Linked DNA regions of Homo sapiens: region 1 is linked to region 2. A link is an interaction called in ENCODE POLR2A ChIA-PET data of the cell type or tissue named here. Cell type or tissue: GM12878. All regions are shown on one strand. Links, peaks and the distances in the headings refer to the core of each region. The heading gives the core; the rest is flanking DNA. Region 1 overlaps LOC107985364 (a long non-coding RNA gene). Region 2 has its middle 24 kb from the start of LINC01132.

Region 1 (2,911 bases), core at 185-2,684, 68 kb before region 2:
GAGATAAGTCAGTAGTGCCCCGTTAATTTTATAAATCCAAGAGAAGGCCCAGAGACGGTGAACAATTGGGCCATGGTCACACAGCAAGCTGCGCATTTGTATAATACATGCGTGGTAGGCGCAATTGAGGCACTGGAGAGACAAAGATGAAAAAGACACTGTTCCCGGTAAAATGGTAAGGAATGCAGACACATCTTGAACCAACAGGAATACAGTGGGAAAAGAAAAGAGATGCTGTATGAGATAATTAATCGCATGCAGAGGAAGAAGGGAGTAGTTTTGCTAGAGAGCGGGGGTGTCAGGGAGCATGGCTAGGACATAGTGGCGAGGTTCCAGGTCAAGCAGCCTGTCAGTGCTGAGGTTAGGCCTCCGAGTAATGGCAAAGAGACATCAGACAGATGGTGCTGGTCAGAAGGGCCAGCTGGCCTGGGGGGCATGTGGTAGGGAGAGAGGAGCAAAGGTTACTGCCCAGAACACCTGAGTCCAGTGTTGCCTCTGGCATTCACAACATTTGGACAAGTGATCTTAAACTCTCTGGGCCCACACCTGAGTTTCTCAGCTGAAACTGACTGGGACTGGATTTGATCCTGTAAGAACACTGTTAGCGCTAACATTCCAGGATTCATCATGAAGCCGTGAGCCCTCGACCATGGTCCATTGCATGGATTCAAACTTAGGCTACTTCAGGCCCAGCATCGTCCGTGGAGACGAGCATTCAATGACTTACTGATATTTACTTTGCACCTATTATGTACTTGGCACTGTGCTGAGCCTAGGGCCCCAGTAGTGCGGAAACAGACACTGGGTGCACTGGCAGGGACTGGAGAAAACCAGCTGCAGACAATATTCATCCCTGCACCAAGTCCTTCATGGTCTCTGCACACTTGCTCACCATCACTTCTGCTCCACGAGTGAGCACAAAGCGATTTCTGGGTAATTTCAGACACACAGCTTCAGCAGGTTCGCACTTTGATCTTAGCAAAGTTGCATTCTGCTGCTCTGGCACGCTCGGCTCCTCCTCAGGGCGTGGGAGTCAACGTTTAAGTAGATCAGAGTAAGCGGTACCCTGCTGAAGAGGTTTTTCCAAAGCCTGTGGTCAGTCACTGAGGGGCAACATAAGGAGGGGCAGGTTCCCCCCCCAACAGACTCACCCACCAGCCAGCCAGCTCACTGCCTATGGGTGGGCGAGGTCTCTCTCCCTTGAAAATGTCTGTAGCACCCAGAAGAGGCCCTGTTCAAGGTGAGTGCTCAGAAAACTCTGTGGTGATCAAGAAAGAGTAGTTGAAGTAAGCATTTCTATGCTGATATTTGATGCAAATGACTCAAAGGAGTATTTAGACCTTTGGGGAAAAGGTATTCTTTAGACCCTGGGACATGGGGCAGAACCAGAGGGAGGCAGAAGAGCCCAGTGGCAATGGCGTGCGGCTGGGACTTTCCCTGCTTTGTTTGGTGCATTAGAAGATAAGATCACAACTCAGTTCCTCATGATCAGAAGAGCTGGCCGGGGGATCAGGCATCCCAGTTAACCGGGGCAGAGTCCCATTCCCCACTGTTGTCCTTGCCTAATTATGAATTGTTCCCCTTTCATTCTTAGAAGTGTCCTTGTTTGAACAGTGTATTATGTGGTCACACTTGAAGAGATAAACCAGATGACTACTTTGAAATCTCAAATAACTAGGATAGAGGAGCCAAGCGTCAGAAAGAATGATGCCCACCCAGGTCCTGTGATGTGACCTAGAGCTGGCCACTTCAATGCAGCAGTCTCTTTCCCAGAAGCTCAAAGTGCTTCTCAGTTAGGACTATTTTCATCAGTTCTTACCCCTTCCCAATGTCAGGTTGGCACTAAAGTTCCGGCCCTTAGAACAAAGATTTTTGAAACCCCAAGTTGCCACGCACATTTTGGAAGTCCTTTTTTTCCTGCAAAGTATCTGTCCCTGCCTTTCCAGCAAGCCTTCATCCATTCTTTTCCATATCTCATGATCTGAGTGCTGTAGAGTATATTTTATGAGGAGAGAGCTGCACAGAGCTATCTCAGAATTACTGCCTCTGAAGGGAGGTCAGGGGGCCCTTGGGATATGGTAGAGAGGACCTGGACCCTGGAGCCATGGAAGCCTTGACTCCAATTCTGCCACATTGGCCTCATGACTGAAGGCCAGGATTTCTCATGAGTAAAATGCACATATGGTTGATGAGAGAGCTAAACCAGGAAATGAAGTAGGGTGACCAACTATGCCATTTGTTCAAGACTATCCTAGTTTTAGCTCTGAATGTCCCAGGAAATCCCTCTGACCAGGCACACTGGGATGGCTGGTGACCTTGAATGCTGCCTGATATTTACTAACTACTGAGTACATTTTAGTTCTCTCCCCTCTTCCTGTAAAAAAGAATTGCACTATTAATGGTGAAATTTAAGAGAGAGTGATAGATTAGTTAGTGGTAGAGCTATTTGTGGGTGCAAGGTTTTCCTAAAGCACTTAAAGTAGGGTGCACTCCCTACTCTACTGGCCTGGTAGGCTCTGACTCCACTGGTGAAGAGAACTGGCCACAGACTCTGGGAATCCCAAAGCACTGAATCCACCTATGTGTCTCCGGTGTGGATCTTAGCATTTCACCCTTTCCTTGTGTCCATAGAACTGAACTGGCCCTGGAGACTGAGATGTGCTCATGCATCTCACGACGGGAAGCGCGTTCTTCCTGGAGAGCAGGGAGTTCCATGCTGGGCATTACTCCATGCCCTAGGGATGCAGCAGCCATCAGAACCCTCTCCCTTCCATCTCGGAGCTTATACTCTAGGGGGAAAATAAACAACCAGCCAGTAAATAATCAGGTACTGTAAGGGCAGGAGTGCTAGGTAGCTGAAGAGCTGGAAACTGAATTAGGAGACTGCCAGTGATGAGAGTTGCTGTTCTAG
Region 2 (2,911 bases), core at 228-2,727:
AGACTCAGGGAACTAAAAATCCAAGTCATAATGTGATCACTCACCCCTTTGGGTTTCTAAATCCAAAAGAAGGACCTGTGCCTCAAAAGTAAGCAGAAAGAGGCCAGACGTGGTAGGTCACGCCTATAACCCCAGCACGTTGGGAGGCCGAGGTAGGTGGATCACCTGAGGTCAGGAGTTCGAGACCAGCCTGACCAACATGGCAAACCCCCGTCTCTACTAAAAAATATTAAAATTAGCTGGGCATGGTGGCAGGCGCCTGTAATTTCAGCTATTCAGGAGGCTGAGGCAGGAGAATCGCTTGAACCTGGAAGGCGGAGGTTGCAGTCAGCCAAGATCACACCAATGCACTCCAGCCTGGGCGACAGAGGGAGATTCTGTCACACACACACACACACAAACACACACACACACACACACACACACAGCAGAAAGAAAGAAACAACAGAACATGCAAATACATGAATAAAGGGAAAGATTCTGAGGTTCTAGAAAGCTTCTGTTATTATCTATTGATGCACATCCAGGCAAATGCCTTTTCTTCTTGCCCAATCCAACCCTGTCTCCAACAATAGATAGATGATAAATAAATAGATATGTAGGTAAATAGATAGATCCAAAGAAAAAACTGCTGCAGTATCACTCTCGTTAGAGCGTTCCTTTTAGTAAGAGAAAGATCCTAGTTCTACCACACATGTTAAACTTTCTGTGCAATGGCCTGGAATTTCTACCATCTTTGCTGATATAGATCACCCTGAATAAATCATGGGATTGATCAGTCCTTTGGCAAATGTTTCCAAGTGTAATTTATATGTACTGCCATTACTAGGGCACCTGACTTGCTGATATTTTTAAACAAATCCAGGTTTGGTCACCTTGAAGAATGCTTGCTCCTTTGCGGCAGATGGGTACAGGACCCATCCTGACCCATCCTCTCCAGTCCCTTGGGCTTTAGGCTGCCTGCTTGCTGTGGTAGGGGCCAGAGTATCATTTGCCATTTTGATTTGGTGCTGCTCAGTCAACGCTTTGTGCTTCCCTGCTGCCTGCTAGCTCACAGCCCTGAGTCAGAGAGGGGCTCCCCTGAGAATCTGCCTTATGTCATTTGTACATGGCTGGGTCTGGAAATCTTGACAAAGCACTTTCTATAAACCACTGTGAGGGAGGGCAAAAATAACAGTAATAAATAATGCCTCTGAGTCATCCATTAACCTCTGTTGATGCCACCTCCGTGTCAGCTGTCACATGTTGATAGTGTCACCTAGAATCCCTGACGGGGACATGCAAGCCTGTGCATGTTCCCTCCCCCATAGCAGTGCTGATGAACATCCCTCCTGTACAGCCCATCTGTTCTGGTTCCATGTGGCTGGGCCTGTTTCTCTCCGAACTGCTCTGAGCAGAGCAGATTTTATTTTCATTACTCTTGCCATGAAGGTCTCCAAATCCTAAGCTTCCCTTTGGTCTTTGCTGTAAACCACAAGGTCTGCTGTTTGGCGATGCACTGCTTTGCCAGTTTGCCTTCAGGTCAGGCCTCTGGATTTCCAAAGTCCCTTCGTGGAATTTGTCTTGGGAAACCTCCACCCACTAGGGCCACAGGGCTCAGCCCACCAGGGGAGTGTCTGCAAAGCTGAATGGGCTATTTCTCTGTCCTGTGCCTCCCTCTTCCAACCTGTCCTAGTTCTTGCTTAGCTAGACTCTCAAGGCTTATTTTGACATGCTTATCTCCGTATGGCCCTGCCCTAAACAGACATGGCAATAAGTGCACACTTGTGGCTCACCTCTATGTGGGGCAAAGTCTTCCTCTCCATGAAGCCTGTCAATTCAGTGAGCTGAGAAGCACTAGCTGAACCAAACTTAGACCTTCTTTGCAGCCTCTGGACTTTCTCTAGCCCTCATGTCTATAGTGAAGTATCACTGTGGGGACAGGCATGGGGCCTCCTCTGGGTTCAGCGGTTCTCAAAGCATTTCTTCCCTCTTTTTTTTTTTGAGATGGAGTCTCGCTCTGTCACTCAGGCTGGAGTGCAGTGCACTGGCGCAATCTTGGCTCACTGCAACCTCCGCTTCTCTGGTTCAAGCAGTTCTCCTGCCTCAGCCTCCCAAATAGCTGGGAATACAGGTGCATGCCACCATGCCTGGCTAATCTTTTTTTTTTTTTTTTTTGCATTTTAGTAGAGACGGGGTTTCACTGTGTTGACCAGGCTGGTCTCAAACTCCTGAGCCCAGGCAATTTGCCTGCCTTGTCCTCCCAAAGTGCTAGGATTACAGGAGTGAGCCACCATGCCTGGCCCATTTCTTTCTTTCTTTCTTTCTTTCTTTCTTTCTTTTTTTTTTTTTTTTTTGAGACAGAGTCTCACTCACTCTGTCACTTAGGCTGGAGTGTAGAGGAGCGATCCCGGCTCACTGCAACCTCTGCCTCCTGGGTTCAAGCGATTTTTCTGTCTCAGCCTCCTGAGTAGCTGGGATCACAAGCATGCACCACCACACCTGGATAATTTTTTAAATATTTTTAGTAAAGACAGGGTTTCACCATTTTGGACAGGCTGGTCTTGAACTCCTGGCCTCAAGTGATTCACCCACCTCAGCCTCCAAAAGTGCTAGGATTACAGGCTTGAGCCACTGCGTCCGGCATCTTCCTTCATTTTATTAATTGCACAGCATGTGGTATTTGGTCACCTGTTATGAGCCTGACTCCATGCCAAGTGCTGAGGCCGTCACCCTGGTTAAGATCCCCACCATCTGCAGCCTACTGCAGTGGAGGAGGCTACATTCCCGAAGGTAAGTTACAGTGTCAGCAAAGTGCTGTGGGCCCCTGAGCAGGCGGTTGGGAAAGCCTTTACCAAGGCAACGATACTTGATTTGGGTCTTATGGGAGGACAGGGAGTGTAATCCAAAGTGAAAGGGCAAGGGAGGTCTA

The links. Peaks named below come from ENCODE experiments on the same cell type or tissue, not always from the same donor. Only the 100,000 strongest peaks of a DNase experiment are listed, where the experiment ranks them.
Region 1: POLR2A ChIA-PET joins it to region 2 with 6 read pairs; 7 of 35 experiments call an interaction of 5 or more read pairs at or near these places.

What each region holds. Positions count from the first base shown.
Region 1 is chr1:234,766,965-234,769,875 of GRCh38, reverse strand. All of the region lies in intron 1 of LOC107985364 (a long non-coding RNA gene), which reads right to left. Among named protein-coding and RNA genes, the nearest start is that of LINC02961, 8.4 kb to the right of the region's middle. In GM12878, for the core only: a CTCF peak has its summit at 1,384; DNase peaks (open chromatin) are centred at 937 and 1,415; H3K27ac peaks cover 375 bases.
Region 2 is chr1:234,698,689-234,701,599 of GRCh38, reverse strand. No RefSeq gene overlaps it. Among named protein-coding and RNA genes, the nearest start is that of LINC01132, 24 kb to the left of the region's middle. RefSeq lists enhancers at 1,064-1,358, 1,141-1,390. In GM12878, for the core only: no CTCF peak of the experiment used is centred there; a DNase peak (open chromatin) is centred at 1,179; H3K27ac peaks cover 368 bases.